Regions from separate parts of the Mus musculus genome. Here region 1 is linked to region 2. Evidence: chromatin loops called from intact Hi-C (ENCODE). Cell type or tissue: left cerebral cortex. All regions are shown on one strand. Each heading gives the region's core, and the rest is flanking DNA. Links, peaks and the distances in the headings are about the cores only.

Region 1 (9,885 bases), core at 644-8,643, 68 kb before region 2:
ATTTGGGAGTCTTTAGACCAGCATACTTGTTCGGCTCTCAGTTCCAATGTGGCTTCAATATACACTGAGCAATGACCACTGCTGGTTTAAATTGGAAACTTCCTTTCTTCCTTTCTTTTTTTGTTTGTTTGTTTGGTTTTTTTTTCGAAACAGAGTTTCTCTGTATAGCCTTGTCTTGTGGCCGACTCGCCAGCAAGAACAAGAACAACGCTACAACAGGATCCTTCTGCACACGTTTATTGGGAGAGCTTGATTGCAGAGGCGGAGAGACCCCAAGCCCAGAACTGGTGCTGCTTATATAGCCCTAGGAGAGGCGTGTCTCGCACCCAAATTGGTTGTGCTTGGGTTATGCTTACCACCTCATTTGCATGCCTACATCTGATTGGTTAACTTCTCTCTCATCTGATTGGCTAACTTATCTCTCATCTGATTGGTTAATTCTCAAAACTTCATCTTGGCAAAAAACTTTACTGTCTATGTATGCGTAGTGGCCAGCGGAAGCCAGCGCCACTCTGCAACGGCACATGTGGCTTCCCACAGCCTTGGCTGTCCTGGAACTCACTTTGTAGATCAGGCTGGCCTCGAACTCAGAAATCTGCCTGTCTCTACCTCCCAAGTGCTGGGATTAAAGGCGTGCGCAACCACTGCCCAGCTATAAATATATTTTAAAGGAAAATGGATCAAAGACGCATAAGTTTGTCAGATTAATCTAGAAAGTGTCCTCAAGATCAGCTGGGACTCTGACTCCATGATGGCCAGAGAGCCACGAGACCATTTCTTCTGCTTCTCAGTTCCCTTTTCCCAGACATACAGCATGCTAGATCTCTACCCAGTCTCCGAGTGCTTGAAATGTGGCTAATTAAAATTGAGACATAAAACTCTACCTACCCCAAACTATAAAGACTTATATGAAAACTAAATTTTAGTAATATTTTTTGCATTGCTTACATGTTGAAATTATATTTGGATTTGTTGGGTTAAGTAAAACATACTGTCAAAATTGGTTCTTCCTCTTTTTGGGGGTGGGGGTCAGTGGTGAGGGTTGTTTTCTTTTGAAGACAGGGTCTCTCTGTGTAGTCCTGGCTGTCTTGGAACTAGCTCTGTAGACCAGGCTGGCCACAAACTCACAAATATCTGCCTGCCTCTGCCTCCCAAGTGCTGGGATTAAAGGCGCTCACCAGCACCACCTGTTTCCTCCTTTTTTTTTTTTTTTTTAACTTATTATATGTAAGTACACTGTAGCTGTCTTCAGACACACCAGAAGAGGGCATCCCATTTCATTACAGATGGTTGTGAGCCACCATGTGGTTGCTGGGATTTGAACTCAGGACCTCCGGAAGAGCAGTCAGAGTGCTCTTAACCACTGAGCCATCTCTCCAGCCCCTGTTTCCTCCTTTTTAATAGGACTGCCAGGAAATGTTAAAAACATCTGTGGCTTGAATTCTAGCCAGCATTGTATGTCATTTCAAGAGTGCTGATCTAGAACACAGACCAAGAACTATTGCAAACGTACAACCTCCCTACAAATGAGTACATCAACACACAGGTGTAGACCCCAGTAACTCTCCCCAGCACATCCCATGAGTCACAGTGGGTGGGCATTGCAGGAACATGGTGAGGTGCAAAACAGACGATCAGACCTTCCCTGAAATGAGCAAATGAAGTTCTAGCGTCCTGTCAGCCTCCTGGGTCCAAGCTGTCAGTGCAGCCATTTCCCTGCTTGCTCTTTCTCTCTGGCACAAAGGGTCTGCTCAGACTTTGTTTGGCAAGGCTGGAGTCATGAATTATTCACTTTGCTGTCTACTGTGCAGGTGCCTCAAGCACAGGTATCCATGTTTGTTAAACAAGATGCCTTTAACAATAGCTGGATCTGTGCATAATTTGGCATTTTTTAATCTGTGAACCACAAATGACTCCCAAAGACTGAACACACAAAGACTAAAAGGAAAGCAAATTAGAGTGACAGCTGTGACTACCCCACCCCCACTGCTGTTGCCTTCCTTGAATCCTGGGGCCAGTGCACTGAAGCCTAACTTAAGAAAAGGATACACTAATTAGTGTTTATGATCAAACTCACTGAAAAGATAACAGAGGTCTGTCTCAGCTTTTGAATCCTGCTCACCAAGAACAGAATTCATCTGTTGTGCCTCTCATATAGCATTTTGAAGTCTGGGTTATGAAAAACAAGAGCTACAGAAATAAGCTATAGGAACAGACCATATACGTATGTAGTTTGGAGGAAGTGACTGGGTACCGGTGACGGCCCATTCTCCCCCTGTAAACTGGCAGGCACCACAGATCATCTCCTTTATCCACCAATAGTGAGGTGTTAGTCAATAGAAAAGAGACATTTAAAAACTTGCAGCAATGGTGCACACCTTTATCTCAGCACCTGGGGAGGCAAGTGGCTATCCCAGTTCCAGGCCAGCCTGGTCTACAGATTGAATTCCAGAACAGCCAAGGATACAGAGATACAATGTCACAAAGTGGGCAAAAATCCAAGTGTTTTACCACCTCTCCTTCTTCAAATAGCAGGGACCAAACCACTAGCTTTGTGCTACACTCTGCTCCATCCTTGTCTGTTTGAGGATAGGACTGGCTATGTGGCCTAGGATGGCCTGCAGTCCAAGACCTTTTCCATGTTTCTCAGACCTCCAAAGAAACTTCTACTGTACAAAACAAACTGATGCAAACATTCTAAAGTGGTTCGTTGGTTCTAATAAAAAGGATTTAAGGATGATTTTACTTTGATACTTTTGACAAACTACCTTCAGCTGTGATTGACTAAAAGACGGAAAAATAAGTCCTAACTCTCTCTGTAATGGACCTTTACAAAGTCTCTCTGTTGGAATCACTCGTTCGGTAAAGAAAGAGCCTTCGTGTTTTTTGTTTGTTTGTTTTTTCGAAGCAGGATTTCTCTGTCCTGGAACTTACTTTGTAGACCAGGCTGGCCTCGAACTCAGAAAATCGCCTACCTCTGCCTCCCAAGTGCTGGGATTAAAGGCGTGCGCCACCAAGCCCTGCTGTCTTCCTGTTTTATGTGTAGTCTCGGAGTCGGTTTTCTTCAGTGCTTTCTCCCAGCACCTGCTCAACTTGACTGATGTAGTTTTAAGTTTTATCAATTAGCAGCAGTTCCAGGAGTAGGGAAAGGGGATGGATAGATAGGAGGGTTAGCTCCTGAGGACAAGGTCAGTGAAAAATGTGTACAAACAAGCTGGACAGTGGTGGCGCACGCCTTTAATCCCAGCACTCAGGAGGCAGAGGCAGGCGGATTTCTGAGTTCGAGGCTAGCCTGGTCTACAGCGTGAGTTCCAGCACTGGCTGCTCTTACAGAGGACCAATCCCCAGAGGCTCCCAAGCATCTGATACCTCCGAGGGCACCAGGCACACGAGTGATACACACACACACACACACACACACAAGACATTCATACACATAAAATCTAAATTAAAACAAACAAACAAACAAAAAAACTAGCCCTCACCGGGCAGTGGTGGCGCACGCCTTTAATCCTAGCACTTGGGAGGCAGAGGCAGGCGGATTTCTGAGTTCGAGGCCAGCCTGGTCTACAGAGTGAGTTTCAGGACAGCCAGGGCTACACAGAGAAACCCTGTCTCGAAAAAAAACCAAAAACAACAAAACAAAACTAGCCCTCATTTCTTTAGAAGACACATAACGTTGCTGTTTCCGATTACTGGCTAACCAGGGTTGGGCGATAGTCTTCAACATCAGGCTTTAGAATGATGCAACACTGAAATTGGGAATCATTAGGCAAACGTTGCGAGACCCGAAGGACAATGAACAGCGTAGAGGATCCCTGAGGTCCGTGATGCGGAAACTCCAGAGCCGTGCTTCCGGCGCGACTGCGCATGCACGGGAGCTCTGACAAGGGATGGGGCGGGGGTTGGGGGGGTGGTGGAGTGAGGCCGAGCCTCGTGACCAGAGCTGCGGCCCAGTGGAGTTTAGAAAGGCGTCCTTGTGATGGGATTCGGTCAGGTCGAGTCTGTCCCTTAGCCCCTGGGGCAACCGTGTCTCACTCCCAGGAGCCCAGGCCTGGCAGGTGCATCCGACGTAGTCGATCTGACGTCACATCCGCCTTCGCTAGCTCCGGAACGAGTGCTCGATTTGCAGTTCTGTCCTAAGTCCTGTTCTTGGCGGACCCCAGCAGGGCGCTCTGCTGTAGTAGCAGCAATTAGAAAACGGAAAATAAAGATTGGAAGCTCGGGATATGCCCAGGGACTGCGGCAGAGGACTGACTTCCAAAAGCATTTAGATAAATGGCATGACCTGTTCAAGCCTATCAAGACCCGATACGTGGCAGCACGCTGGCTCGACCCGGGGATCGCGGTGGGAAACGCGACCTTAGAAGAGTCTCCTTAAAAGTTGGCGTCTAGCGCAGCACCTCCTGCGAACTGCAGCCCGGGAACCCCATATTCCGATATATACAGCTTTATTACAAAATAAAATCTGTAAAATCTTATAGATGACTGTGAACATCCACTTCTGTATTTGCCAGGCACTGGCATAGCCTCATACAGCTATACCAGGGTCCCTTCAGCAAAATCTTGCTGGCATATGCAATAGTGCCTGGGTTTGGTGGCTGATTATGGGATGGATCCCCTGGTGGGGTAGTCTCTGGATAGTCCATCCTTTCATCTTAGCTCCAAACTTTGTCTCTGTAACTCCTTTCATGGGTATTTTGTTCCCTACTCTAAGGAAGAGTGAAGTATCCACCCATTGGTCTTCCCTCTTCTTGATTTTCTTGTGTTTTGCAAATTGTATCTTGGGTGTCCTATGTTTCTGGGCTAATATCCACTTATCAGTGAGTGCCCCCAATAGAGAAGCTAGAGAAAGCACCCAAGGAGCTGAAGGGGTCTGCAACAATAGGTGGAACAACAATATGAACTAACCAGTATCCCCAGAGCTCGTGTCTCTAGCTGCATATGTAGCAGAAGATGGCTTAGTCGGCCAACACTGGGAAGAGAGGCCCCTTGGTATTGCAAACTTTATATGCCCCAGTACAGGGGAATGTCAGGGCCAAGAATTGGAAGTGGGTGGGTAGGGAAGCAGGGCGGGGTGAGGGTATAGGGAACTTTCGGGATAGCATTTGAAATGTATATAAAGAAAATATCTAATAAAAAATCTGTAAAATCACTTGGAATTCGAATTTTTTAAAATTCTCATTGTTAATCTTATCCAGAAAAATAATCTAATCTACAAATAATTCTCAGAGCTGCAAAGATGGATTTAACTCAATATTCTCAGAAAAGGGGGGGGGGGGTTGGTGGGATAGTGGCTTGCCCGCAGGTGGGACGGTGTCCATTGGCTCCTCGGCCATGTAATACCAGCACTCTGGTAAAGCAAAACTGTTTGAGGTTAGCCTAGGCTAGACTAAGATCCTACCTCACAAAACGTTTGTTGTTGTTGTTGTTTTTTGTTTTGTTTTGTTTTGTTTTTTCAAGACAGGGCTTCTCTGTGTAGCCCTGGCTGTCCTGGAACTCACTTTGTAGACCAGGCTGGCCTCGGACTCAGAAATCTGCCTGCCTCTGCCTCCCCAGTGCTGGGATTAAAGGGGTGTGCCACCACGCCCCCCCCCAAAAAAAAACTTTTAAAGCAGTTTCATTTACAGGTCTTTATTCATTCTAATAATCCTGACAGCTCTCTGCATGGGCGTGGTGCTTCCAAAAGTAGCTAAGCGTGTGCCCTAATATAAAATCCCAACCTTATTAACATTGAGGGTTGTTTTTGCTTAAAACAAAACAAAACCTCGATTTCATGTTCTCTAGTGTGAAGTTTGTAAAAGCCAACACCGATCATATGTCGCTATCAAAGATTGTATGCTCTTTTCTCTGGGTGGAGAACCCACTCCGCCCTGTGGAGTGACCCTGCCCAGGAAGTCAGTCATAGGCAGTGCGTAGGGTTGAGATTATGGCCCTCTTACAGTCTATGTATTTAATGGTGGATGCACATTTCTCTAAGGAGGCATCCAAATGATGCTCTCTCTCTCTCTCTCTCTCTCTCTCTCACACACACACACACACACACACACACACAGGGAAATATTCAAGAACTTAACTGAAATACATACTTTCCTTCGTCTTTCTTAGTCACGGTTACCCTACTATAGGGTCTTAGCAGGTTAAGAAGCCCTAAGACTTGAACAACTTGAACTTGAGCTGAAGGTGGCTCTGCAGTTAGGAGCACTTGCTGCTCTTACAGAGGCTCAGGTGAGTTACCAGCTTACACAGCCAAAAAATCTTTGTTCCAAGGGATCTGAAGGCTCACACATACTCTTAAGTTAAAAGTCAGTCAGTAAGTCTTTGTAACGTATTTTACCAGGGCTGGGCACTGCAGCCTTATTGAAGCACACTGGAGGCAGAAACAAGTGATCTGCTGACTTCCAGGCCAGCCAGGGCTTCACGAGAACCTGTCTCTAAATAAATGTATTTTTATTAGAGATACATAGTCTTCTTATTAGAGGTTCCCCCGAGATAAGAGTTCATTTTGCAATTTCCATTTTGGGACATGATGTTTTCCTTCAAGTCGAGTTGTCCAATTAAATAGAACAGAAACGCATGCAGCTGTCCGGCCAGGACATACTCTGGTCTCCTCTCAGGCTGATCAGAATGTGGGGAGGCATGCGGCAGTCAGTGGTAGGATGCTGTCTGAGGGATAGCTGCAGACTATCACTGAATCACACAACAGCACTGGAAACAAATCTCCAGCAACTAGGAAAAAAATGTAATTCAAAACCCAACAGAACAAAGAATAAACCATACTTAAGAATACTTTTGAGTCACACCACCTCATTAAATTGACTCATTATTGAATAATTTTACCCAAAACTTCTGATCCTGTCGTTTTCCTTAAAGGAGAAAACTATGTAATGTCTGTCTTTAGACAGCCTCACGCTGCTCTTGAACTGTGCTAATTGTCCAGCCTCAGCCTCTTAACACTGGGATCACAGGTGTGGGGCAGCACACCAAGCATAAAAAGACAAAGGCGTGGCTGCCGCAGTGCCTTTAATCTGAGAACTTGGAATTTGATGAGGACAAATCTTGAGTTCAAGGCCACCCTGGTCTAAACATTGAGTTCCTACACAGCCAGGAATATAATGGCAATGCCCCATCCCCTCAAAAAAGGACAAAACCACAGATTTCAGTGAATACCTGTAGTTAAAAATAGCTCAATGCTTCCACCTCTCAAAAAGAATTTAGTAATTAATATTTTCCCTATACTGTAATCATTAGAACATTAGCATAACTTGACAAAAGACATTTCAGAAATAAATCATATAAACCCAAAACTAGGGATTTATAAAAATCTATTGTTTCAAGATACACATGTAGGGAACTAACATACTATGCTGAGAAGTTGAGCTCATTCTAGAAAAACCATATAATCCTGTGATTGTTTTATAAATACCTGCTGAACTATAGGCAATAAAGTCCTGGCCCAACCTGCAACTCCAAAGGGAAATTTGAGCCAATCCAGAATTTTGGTGAGGGAAAGGAATTTTGTTTTTATTTTTCCAGACAGGGTTTCTTTGTGTAGCACTGGCTGGACTCAAACTCAAGAGATCCATCTGCCTCTGCCTCCAGGTGCTGGGATTAGAGGTGTGTACCACCACTGCTGTTGGAGTATGAGTTTTCTAGTGCCTATTATTGTCACAAGTCTGACTACCCTTCAAAAGTCATTTCTGTTTCTAAAGACCTTTGAAACAGTAGATGGTAATTCTGAAGAGTGAACAATCACACACTGAAGCTAGTCATTATTAATAACGCTTCAATTTATTCAAAGCAATGCAGTTTCAAAAACTTAAGTTACAGCAGTAAGGGAAAAAAAACAAAATAGTCAGAACCCCATGATCAGCGCTGCCCGTCCTCGTGTTTAACACTGTGATGGCGTTAGTCAAAGCACAGCTGCACAAAAGTATCAATCAACCTCAAAGTCTCTAAGGACTTCACATATGGTATACACACGCACAGTACAGAGAGGGTTAGAACAGAACCCAGAACTTCTACAGAATAGAAAACCCACCCTTGCTTATTTGCATGAAAATACCACCCACTAAGCTAAATAAGTCTTAATAGTTATCTGGAGGCCCTATGCGTTGTTTTTAAACTCAAGAACTCTAATTTTGATTGCACAATAGATGATTGATAAAAAGTCAATATATAGATTTCATTTTTAAAAATAAGCATTTATTTTGAACCTGGCATAGTTTGCAAAGAGAATTCTTTAGAGACTGACAGCAGGAGTTCCAATTACTGAAACAAGGAAACAAAGCCAATCCTTTGGCGATCCCTGCACTTGCGCTGAACTCAGTACACATTTATCTCAGTCAGGCATGCAACTTTTATTAGCTTCTCTACAAATAAGTTCATACTTGCTATGTTAAAAACCAGGTCAGACATGTGAAGTTGAAAGAGCAGCAGCCCCACTGTTGCAATTTCGATGTGTCCCAGAAGAGAGGCAAAATACGTATGCTGATGCTAAGTTTAAAAAGAAAGAAAAAGACAAAACAAAACAAAAACCCACCTGAAGTATATAAAACAAAAGGAAAACAAAAACTGGCAACCAAGACTTAAAAAGCAAGTGCCTTGTGCATGGAGCTTCCGGGACAAAGGGAGAGAGAGAGAGGGGCCTGTCCGCTCATGTTTGAAGCCACGAGAAAACACATACCCGTACCCCAAATGTTTTTTCTATTTTTCAGACATTCATTTGAAATAAATACCAACACTTCAAGATTGATTTTCAAACAGTCTCCTATTGCCACTATGTTCCAATCAAAGGCTACAACTGATCACGCTTTCAAAACTACAGGAAGAATTAAAGGTTGCTCTCAGAAACATAATAAATACTTCACAGAGTTGGTATCCAAATCACTAGGAAAACTTAGAAACTAGCCCTGAACGTCTCATCAGTTCTCAGCTGGCAATCAGTCTGACCTCTGCGAGAGGACGCTGCTGCTTATCCTAGCAGACTCGGGCCGTCAGCAACGCCTGCCTCTGACACGAAGCCCTCGGTACTGTAACTTGAATGCTCCATCTCTTCCATGCCACTTGTTTGAAACCGAGACAGATGGCTGAGGTGCAGATGAAGTCTCTGGGGCATTACAGCTTTTGCCAGCTTTCTTTTGGATGGGAACAGGAATGAAGCAATGAAGGTGACAGAACCTTCTGGAGCAGCTGGGAGGGGACACACAGCTGACCCGACCGACAGCCTGCTGGCACGGCCACCCAGAGACCGCTCCACGGCAAGTCTGGCCTTAGAAAGGGACAGGCTCCTTAAAGGGCCCTGAACTGTCACTGAGCAGAACTGAGTCCATGACCTGCCTCTGAAGAGAACCCTCTCGCTCTGCTTCTACTTCCCAAACCATGATAGGAAAGCCTTCAGATACCCTAACCCCACCCCCAAAAATGCCTTCAAGCTAATGACAGCCGGATCGTCTCTAAATCAACCAAAAACAAAAAAACCAGCTTTATCATTCAAAAGACTACTGCCATTTCATATTACAGCTGAGTGTAATTGGTTAATTTATAAATAACTTTAAAACACTATGAATGAAATGCACCAAACTACACCTGTGTAAAAGCAACAATGTTTTAATTATGGGCTAAAAATGTCTAATACATTAAGCATGAATTATAAAAATCCAGAATCTAAATACAGTGCTAGAGAATTTCACTATGGGAAGATGAATGAGAATTCTTTTCTAAGAACATTATGATTAACAGACTAGCAAATCTTAACCGGAATGGTAAGGCCAAAATAGTAAAACCACACTTTTCCTATAAAAAGTTACACATCATCTCCTACTGGGACAGCTATCATACATAAAGAAACAAAGACAATGTGATCGCTCTCCAGCGCCCAGGAGT
Region 2 (9,885 bases), core at 647-8,646:
GGTGTTCTGTAAGGAGACATGAACTTAGACTCATTACCGTTAAGGTAAGAGTGAAAGCTGCCAAAGGAAAAACCTCAGAACAAATAGCTATTTTTGGTGTCTTGGGTATGACAGGAGAGTCTACAGAGGGAGACAGTATAAAGCAGGAAAAAAAATGTGCAAGGGCCTGCATAGGTAATTGGAGAATTATGTTTTCACCATGTGGAGTTAGGGGACAGGAAGCTTCCTTGCAGGACAGGAGGAGGAGGAGAAAAAAATCCGAATAGGCCGCCTGTGGGGATGTTGGATGGAAGCAGGACCAACCAGAAAGACCTATTTAAAAACAAAACAAAACAAAAAAATTGGCTGGTCATAGTGGGAAATGCTTTTAATCCCAACACTCTAGAGGCAGAGGCAGGTAAATGTTTATGAGTTCAAGGCCAGGTTGGTCTGCACAGCAAATTCTAGGACAGCCAGGCTACACGGTCCTCATAGGAGAAACCTTTTTTGAGCAGTAAGATGGCTCTTCAAGTAAAGGCTGCCAAGTCTGAGGAGCTGGCCCATGTTTGATGCCTGAGACCGACGTGATAGGATAGAAGAGATTCCAAGAGTTGTCCTTTGACCTCCACACTTGTAACATCCTATACTCTTCCACCTAAATAAGTAAATGTAAAAAAAAAAAAAATTACACAAGGTCTTTCATATTTGCATAGTAATATCATGCACATCAACTTAGGGATAAATCTGCAGATAGTCTGAAATGTCAGGCTGGACTTTGGGCTTATAAGCAATAAGGAGCCTCGAACTCAGAGATCCGCCTGTCTCTGCCTCCCAGGTGCTGGGATCAAAGGGGTGCGCCACCACCGCCCGGCTTTTTTGGATTTTCAGGACAGGGTTTCTCTGTGTAGCTCTGGCTCTCCTGGAACTCACTTTGTAGACCAGGCTGACCTCAAACTCAGAAATCTGCCTGCCTCTGCCTCCTAAGTGCTGGGATTAAAGGCATGCGCCGCCACCACCACCTGGCTAGAAAACTCTTCATCTCACTATATGGAAAGCACAGAATGGAACGGTTTATACTGTCTCAGGAACACCTGCTAAAGGACTGGACTAGGGGGTGCTGGTGCAAACTGAGAGGAGAAAAATAACGTTAGAACAACATGCCTTGTCTATAAGGGAGAACTAAAATAACCTACAGACTCTGATCATGTTTGGGGAAAACCAGTGTGATGGCTCAGATGGCAAGGATGTCTGCCAGCAAGACAATTGGGTTTCAATCCCTAGGACCCATGTGATGGGAAGAATGAACCCATTCCCCCAAGTTATCCTCTGACCTCTACACATGTACTCACTCATGAGCGTTTGGAAAATGTCGGAAGCCAGGGTGGTTTAGGAGGACAGTGATAAATTGGACAGCCCTGTGTATGTGTTCTGAAGGCAGCTGAACTACATCAGGAGTGGAGACCTAAAGGCAAAGTTACATTGTGAAAGTGGAAAGGCCAATGCCTAAGTCAGCGGAGGCAGATAAGTCAACCAAGGAAATGGAAGAGGCAGGCAGACAGCCAAGTTTGAGTTATAGGGACTAGAAGAGCGAAAGCTTGATATGATCAATCAAAAGCTACTGAGAGCCCGAAGAGGAAGAGGCATGGATGCCCCCAAGAATGTAGTTTGAGTTGTTAAAAGAAAGTTAGATTTGTGGAATAAATGAGTACGGAGTGTAAGCTGGGTGAGGTGTCTACGACTGCAAGACAGAGACAGTTGACCTCTGATTAGAGGCCAGCCTGGACTGTAAGGGAAAAAAAACATCTCAAGAGTAAGGAAGGCCCATGAAGTGGTGCACATGGCTTTGAGGCAGCAGCAGGGGGATCTCTGAGTTCGAGGCCAGCCTGGTCTACAGAGTGAGTTCCAGGACAGCTAGGGCTACGGCTACACAGAGAAACCCTGTCTCGAAAAACAAACAAAAAAAAAGGGCAAAAGAACCAAAGAGCAGCACACATGCAATTGAACACAAGTGGGAGGATCCAGTAAGATTGGCAAGCAGTAAATACCCCACACACATTGGGAAATGTGTGGTAGGTTCTCTATAGATGGCAAGCCCCACTTAAGCCCAGGAACTAAGTCTCATTTATTCTGTCCCTGAAAAACATCTAATACAAAGTCATGCCTACAAAGGGTAAAAAAATGCAATGTTATTGAGAGTTGTGGCCTCCCAAGTAGGAAGAATTCTTATTGTGATAGGGAGGCGGGCAGACTCTCCTTTGAGACCACAGGTAAAGAAAAAAGGGGTTAGTGTAAAGAGATTGTCTTCCTGGAGAGGGGATGGGACTGCTGGAAAGGTGACAATGACCTATGTGTGTGTATGTGGGGGGTGTTTTAGCAGAGTCCAAATCAGAATGATGCCATGTCCACGCTGCAGAGTCCTGTGTCCTGCTTTCTGTTATGGACCCTCCTTCAAGGAGGGGTACATTTTATGTAGAAGGTAAGAGGGCAGCCACTGGCCTTGGTGGGGTGCTATAAAGTAATTCTTACCAGTTACCTTTTGCTTGTATTTCCAACCTGGACATCAATTCTCATACGAAAAGAAGGAAGCAGGATCACCTTTAGAAATATCTAATTAGCTGATCTTGAAAATTTTGAAAGATGTTGAAGCAAAGACTTTTGTGATGTCATTCTTTTATTCGGATCTGGCAAGACTTTTAAGACCTCCTCCTAGGAGAGAAGCAGGCTAAATGGAGAAGCCTTTTCCAAACTCCCAACAAGCCTGGAAAATCAGAGCTGGTTCTATTCTGCCCAGGTTTGAAGTTATAGCAGGTGCCAGAGGTCAAAATGGGTGTGTCCTACAACCCTGTAGAGCCAAGAGGCAAAGTTCAGCAGGAGGCGGAAGGAGGCATGAAGAATGGAGAATCCACCTTAGAACCTGAAATCAGTGGCGTTTGCATAGAGACGGGAGCAAAGAGACTTCCTTGCTTTCCTGCTCTTGGTTTTTTGATTTACTGTTTTTAATTATGTGTGTGTGCAGGGAGGGGTGTGTGCACATGAGTATGGGCGCTCAGGCTACAAGCACCAGAGTTTCTGGGGGGAGAGTTTACAGGGGTTTGTGAGCCAGCTGACATGAGTGCTGGGACTGGAACTTAGGTCCTCTGCGAAAGTGTGTTCTCTTAAACACTGGGCCAGCCCCCCTGACCCTGTTTCTATCCACCCCCTTTCCCAGGTGAGAGAAGGCCGCTATCACTCTTCAGACTAGAATTCTTTGGCAAGAATTTGGATGAAAAATTTTAAAAAAAAATTGGGACTGGAGAGATGGTTCAGCGGTTAAGAGCACTGACTGCTCTTCAAGAGGTCCTGAGTTCAATTCCCAGCAACCACATGGTGGCTCACAACCATCTGTAATGGGATCTCATGCCCTCTTCTGGAGTGTCTGAAGACAGCTACAGTGTACACATATATATATATATACAATAAATAATTCTTTTAAGAAAAAAATTAAAAAATTAATTTTGCCTACTTCTTAATGAGAGTCTGTTCTAAAGTCAACACTGACACGTACACCAAGATTTAGCGGCATGAAGGGCAGATTAGAAAGAGAATTACAAGGCAGGGAACCAGAAGCAGGCAGATCTTTGAGTTTGAGGGCAAGCCTGGTCTACAAAGTGAATTCCAGGGCAGCCAGAGCTACACGGAGAAACCCTGTCTTGGGGGGTGGGGTGGGGAAGGAATTAGATATCAACTAATTAGAAGGAATTATACCCTATACATAGTTTAGAGTAGAACAGAGACTATCACAGATAACAGGTTCATTCTGAGACTGTAATTCTAACTCTATTTTTGTTTCTTTTCTTTTCCTGAGGGTCCCATGTGGCTCGGGTTGGTCTTGAACTGATCTCCTTGCATCCATCCCTCAGGATTACAGAAGGCATGAGCCACCACATCTAGATTACTTATATTTTATTTGATATTGTCTTGAAATTGTGTTTGGGGAAACAGTGCTGAGGTTTAATTTAGAAATCCTTTTCCTTTTTCTAAAATAACCACATTGCTAAATATAAGTAAAAAAGCATTAGAACATATTTAAAATAACCACACGTTCTCCAAACCATGACTTAGATCCCTGTCCAACTTTTCTTTTAGTAAGACTGGGGGGGTGGGGGGGTGGTAGTGTCTGTTCTCTCGACCCTAATCAGAACTAGAGTGCCCCCTTGCGACTCCTCTGCTTCAGTCGACAGGGTCCTCCTCGCCATCGTTTCCTTTTACAGTGACTTGGTGCAAGGGATGCTAAGGTCTGTTGGTGACTCTCTAAACTCTTGACTCGCTTTTTTCCTTCCTCAACGTTTCCCCAGTTTTCTCCCAGGAACAAATAAACTGAAGCCAGATAAAGCCATAAGCTTGAGGAGCAAAGATCTACTCTGCTCTGTTCCCAGTACTGAGAATCAGAGAATTCTGAGTGAAGGGTCCGAAGGGCCCGGGGCAGAAAAGTCAGGGACAAGTTCGGCTATGACCTCTAGAATCTTGGCGGGCTGGCATCCGAGCTGGGAACGTGCGTGGCAAGTTATGTAAGAACCGGCTGGAGAAGCTGCGCGGCGGGAGCCCCGGAGAGGACGCGGTGTTCCAGCCGCAGTCCCCACCCTCCTCGCCCAGCAGGGCAGGAGGCACCCAACTTGGTGGCGAGGAGGGGAGGATGAAAGAGTGGGGAGTCACGAGGGCGAGCCGCCGACAAGGGAACGGATGCCCGGCGTCACACGTCCGTTGTCACACACGTTGCGGACACGAGTTGCTGAGGGCTCCCACGTGCTGCGCCCGTGCGCGGAGGCGCTCAGAGGGGCCCACGTCCCGAGGCGCCACCTCCGTGGCTCGGCCCCGCTCTGTACACTCCAGCCGTGCGTCTCCCGCGCAGTGCTGTCCTATTTAAGGCTATGAGCTCCACCCTTTTCCGCCCCTTCCTTAATTTTCACTTTTTTCCATCCTCCTTTTTTATCACCCGAGGAGCCGCATGTACGGGCGGAGCATGGACTGCTTCCCTTCCAGCCAATCACCACTTGGCTGCCTCTCTATTGGCCGAGCCCCCGCGTGCCGTAGCAAATGGGCTGTGAGCGTCTGCATCTAGAGTCACGTGTTGCCGGTAAGCTATCCAATGAGAGCACAAGGTCTGTGTACGCAGGGGGAGGCACGTGCAGAACCGCACGTGTCTGGGAGGGGGAAGGGGCGGGACCCACAGAGTGAGGCGGAGGTGGGTCGGCTAGACCAGCACAGACAGTGAAGAAGCTGCATACCGACCGGGGCTGAACCGACAGACCCAGGTAAGCGGACGAGAGCCAAGCGCTCTCCGGAAGACGACCCGGATGGGGTGGGCATGGAAGACCGCAGATCGGGGTGTTGGGAGGTATTGCATCACCTGGCAGGCGCGACCGTAGACTGACCAGCGCAGTGCACCTGATGGTGAAGGATGCGAAAGCGGTGGAGCCGGGTGTCTATGGGGCCGGAACTCTAGGGACCTGAGGTGGGTTCTGGTGCGCAGAGCAGCCTCTAGCGGGTGTCGTTTTTAGGTCGATAGGCTCCCTATGAGGTCTGGCCGGGAACAGCCCAGAACTGCAGGCTGAGGGGAAGGTGTAAAGTCGGTTATTCACCCAAGGGAAGAAAGGCTGTGTAGGGTCAAGAGCTCTGTGTGGGCTGGCGGTCTAGATTTTGAATGCGGCTGGAAGAGCAAGTTTTTTTTTTTTTTCCTTTCTTTCTTGTTTCTATTGAGAACGGAAAAACAATAAAACAAAGCGAAAACCATGTTACTCTGTTTAGAATGCCCCAGTCTCCCAGTCCCTTTCCTAATTCTTTGACTCTGATTTCAGACTCCCTCGCTTTGCTTTTCAGTTGCAGGTTCTGATCTTTGGTACTACGGGAGCTGCTCTTCAGCCCCTCTCCTGCTCCTGGACCTATGGATTCTCCATCTAGTGTTTCTTCTTATTCCTCCTCCTCCCTCTCCCCATCATTTTCCACGTCCTCTGTGAACAGTGACTTTAGCTTCCCTTCTGATAACGAGAGGGAGGGCAAGGGCACCCATGAGCTCAGGCCAGACACTGTGGGTCAGAGAGGAGGTTCCAGGCCCAGTCCAGGCCCTATCCGCTGCAGACATCGACCCAGGGTTTCTAGTAACCAACATACAGCACCTCATCTGGAACAGCAAGGATCTGAAGTCAAGAGATCAAGAGACGGTGAACAGGAGACGAGTCTGAACACCCAAGGATGTACTACAGAGGGAGATCTGCTCTTTGCTCAAAAGGTAACAGAAAGCAGAAAAGATAGTGCAGTGGCAAACACCTAATTGGTTGACAAGGACCTGCCAGTTACATCACAGCAGAAAAACCACTGCTGGTCTCAAAGTCTTGTGCTGTTTTTCTACAGTGTAAAGAACTCCAAGGGTTCATACGGCCCCTCACAGACCTACTGAACGGACTCAAGATGGGTCGCTTTGACAGAGGTAATAATCTGATTAATTAATTATATTTCTGGGGGTAGCCCCCCTTCTCTGAGTGAAATCTTACATTTCTCTTTGGGGCATGGGCTATTCTGTTTGCATCTGTAACTTAATTTCTTCATGTGAATTCATTTGAACCCCATCTGTCTCTGTATTTCCTTTACATTTACCTCAGTCCCCACCTCTGCTGTTTCCCTCAATGCTGGGAGTGAACCTACAGCTGAGCTGTGTACATCCCACGCCCTCTAATCACCCTCCCTCTTTCACCCTAGGATTAAGTAGCTTCCAACAGAGTGTGGCCATGGACCGGATCCAGCGCATAGTGGGTGTTTTACAGAAGCCTCAGATGGGGTGAGTCTCCCTCTTTCCTTCATTCCCTCCTCAGTATCTTATTGAGGGAGGCCTGTACAGTTCTCCCTGTTTCTTTTTTCATAGTTGACTTTTAAAATATCCTTTTTTTCACAGAGAACGTTATCTAGGAACCTTGCTGCAGGTGGAAGGGATGTTAAAGACTTGGTTTCCTCACATAGCTGCCCAGAAGTCATCCTCAGGAGGTAGCCGGCACCAGATAAGCAAGGTATGCCCCTAAAGACCAAGGGAGAGACTGGGAGAAGACCCAGGCCCCGACTGTCTGGAGAACGTCTCCCTTCCAGGTGCCTTCCCTTTTCCCTCCCAGGGAAGGGCTGTCTGTCTGACTTGGCACATTACTGTGAGTTTTAGATTTCGTCTCGATGTTGGCTCTATTCTGTTGAGATCTCACGAAATTTACCCCTGCCCTCCTGTCAAAGCTGTCTGCTTCCTGAAGGCTTTTTTTTTTCTGTTTTTTTCGAGACAGGGTTTCTCTGTGTAGCCCTGGCTGTCCTGGAACTCACTCTGTAGACCAGGCTGGCCTCTAACTCAGAAGTCCGCCTGCCTCTGCCTCCCGAGTGCTGGGATCAAAGGCATGCACCACCATACCTGGCTTACAGAAGGCTTTTAATCTGGCCAAATGACTCACAAGAAGATGCCTCCATTTTTCTCTTCTTGACCTCCCCCCAAAACCCTCCCCCTCTCCATCTTTTGACTTCTATCAACATAACTTTAAACCTTACATAGTGAGTTTCTCTTTCTTTCTCCCTCTCTTTCTTTCTTCCTTTCCTTTCCTTTCCTTTCCTTTCCTTTCCTTTTCTTTTCTTTCCTTTCCTGTTTGTTTGAAAACAGGGTTTCTCTGTGTAGTGGCTGACCTGCAACTTGTTCTGCAGACCTGGCTAGCCTTAAACTCAGAGATGCATGTGCCTCAGCTTCCCGAGTGTTCAGATGAAAGGTGTGCATCATCATGCCCAGCTAAATCCACTAAAGCTTCTAGTGATATGAAAATGACTGACTGAAAGATTAACAGGATCATGCCTCATAAAGAACTAAACACGGGAAATGAGACCTTTCACACAGAAATTAAAGAAAAGAAAATTAAATTAAAGTCATTTCAATTTCTCTGGCTGGTGGTGTGGTTTATGAGACTGCTTTTCTGCCACTTAGTAGGTCCTGGGTTTGATTTAAAGAAGTCGAACAGGAATCACTGTATAAATAATGAGAGCCATGGGGCTCTTTTTATCTTGTCTGTTTCTAGTAGCCTCATACTGTCTGTTACAGAGTAGCCTCCAACTTTGTGTTAGGTAGATGGGAGCATTACTTGATTGCTGAAATTTTTACTTCATCATCACCTGGCAGAACACACCTGTTGCACAAACGTTTGTTTGCACTGTACAATGAGTCCTCAAGGGAAGCAAAGGTCTGTGCTTAAGTGAAACTCATGTGTAAGCTTTGTTAACTCCTGGTTTTGCATTTCCCATTCTCTAGCACTTTCCCAGCCACCACGGTGACCCCGGGGCTGCTTCTCCTGCACCTCTCCTAGAGAAGATGGGCCAAACACAGCTGGGACATTTAGTTTTGAAACCAAAGCAGCCTTGGCATCTCACTGGATGGCCAGCTATGAACCTCACCTGGATTCATAGCACTCCAATTTGTAACCCTCCCCTCAGCTCCCAAGGCTCCGCCTCTGGCCACAGCCCCATAGGCACTGGAGCCAGCATTGGTGTCATCCTTGTCCTCCAGAAAGGAGGACAGCCCTTCACCCATTCTGCCCCGGGCACTCCGGTCCCACCAACTCCACTGTCTCCTGTCGTCCCTGGTGATCTGAAGAAACTGCCTGGCGAGGAGCCTCGTTGCCACAGTTTGCCAGTAACACTGCCATCAGACTGGAGTTGCATCCTATGTCCGCCTGTCCTGCCTACCACAGACAGAGAGATGACTAAAGGACACCCAGAGCCACAGATGACTAGCCATCCCCCAGTTGCTCCGGATCCTCAGCCCTAACCCAGGCTCTGCTTCTTTCCCCTGATTCCCAATTTGTATAAATGTATGTTTTATGTGTATTTTTTTTTTTACTTTAATGTATTTGTGGTGAGGAAATAGAAATCCTTTCTGATTAAAGACATTTTTTACTTAAATGCTTTTTTTTTTTTTTTTTAAAGATTTATTTATTATTTATTATATGTAAGTACACTGTAGCTGTCTTCAGACACTCCAGAAGAGGGCGTCAGATCTCATTATGGATGGTTGTGAGCCACCATGTGGTTGCTGGGATTTGAACTCCGGACCTTTGGAAAAGCAGTCGGGTGCTCTTACCTGCTGAGCCATCTCACCAGCCCCCAAATGCTTTTTTTTTAAAAAAAGACTTATTTATTTTATACAAGTACACTGTAGCTGCCTTCAGACACACCAGAAGTCATCAGATACCATTACAGATGGTTGTGAGCCACCATGTGGTTGCTGGGAGTTGAACTCAGGTCCTCTGGAAGAACAGTCAGAGCTCTTAACCACTGAGCCATCTCTCCAGCCCCTCTTTTTTTTTTTAAGATTTATTTATTATTATATCTAAGTACACTGTAGCTGTTTTCAGACACACCAGAAGAGGGTGTCAGATCTCATTATGGATGGTTGTGAGCCACCATGTGGTTGCTGGGATTTGAACTCAGGATCTTCGGAAGAGCAGTCGGTGCTTTTAATCACTGAGCCATCTCTCTAGCCCACTTAAACACTTTTCTGACTGTTGGAAATTGAAAACTTTGAGCCTAGAGTACCATAAATATCACTCGCTGAGCAACTGACAAGAAGATAGGACAGATGTGACCACGCAAGGTAGAGCTGGGTTGGGATGGTACAAAACCTGTGGGGGAGCACCCTTAGGACTCCTGTGGGGGAGCACCCTTAGGACTCCTGTGGGGGAGCACCCTTAGGACTCTCACAGGCTCAGAGCTGAAGTGTTGTGGTTTCTTCTCTGTTCACACTCAGAAACTAGTAGCTTTCCCTTTGTGTCGCTCTCTCCCTGTGGAATCTTCCAGCTGGCCAGACAAGCAGGTTCTTCAACTCTGGGACACTTCTGCTTTGATGGGAGCTGTTGATGCTTG

The links. Hi-C counts contacts between places; a loop is a spot of excess contacts. Peaks named below come from ENCODE experiments on the same cell type or tissue, not always from the same donor. Only the 100,000 strongest peaks of a DNase experiment are listed, where the experiment ranks them.
Region 1: it touches region 2 in a loop (2.1-fold over the local background); 8 of 42 quality-filtered maps call a loop at or near these places.

What each region holds. Positions count from the first base shown.
Region 1 is chr3:95,945,275-95,955,159 of GRCm38, reverse strand. Anp32e (acidic (leucine-rich) nuclear phosphoprotein 32 family, member E) reads right to left here. Exons shown (of 7, transcript NM_023210.4): 7 at 7,773-9,885. Among named protein-coding and RNA genes, the nearest start is that of Anp32e, 21 kb to the right of the region's middle. In left cerebral cortex, for the core only: no CTCF peak of the experiment used is centred there; DNase peaks (open chromatin) are centred at 3,891 and 4,067; H3K4me3 peaks cover 1,509 bases; H3K27ac peaks cover 1,573 bases.
Region 2 is chr3:95,877,540-95,887,424 of GRCm38, reverse strand. Ciart (circadian associated repressor of transcription) reads left to right here and starts at 5,197. Exons shown (of 6, transcript NM_001033302.2): 1 at 5,197-5,270; 2 at 5,836-6,244; 3 at 6,367-6,442; 4 at 6,712-6,790; 5 at 6,905-7,016; 6 at 8,276-8,920. The coding sequence starts at 5,900. The coding sequence ends at 8,791. It overlaps BC028528 (cDNA sequence BC028528), which reads left to right. Exons shown (of 6, transcript NM_153513.4): 5 at 2,354-2,455; 6 at 3,188-3,480. The coding sequence ends at 2,452. C920021L13Rik (RIKEN cDNA C920021L13 gene) reads right to left here. Exons shown (of 4, transcript NR_040446.1): 2 at 482-634; 3 at 1-312. In left cerebral cortex, for the core only: CTCF peaks have their summits at 4,192 (motif pointing left) and 5,497; DNase peaks (open chromatin) are centred at 4,208, 5,048 and 6,109; H3K4me3 peaks cover 2,132 bases; H3K27ac peaks cover 2,591 bases.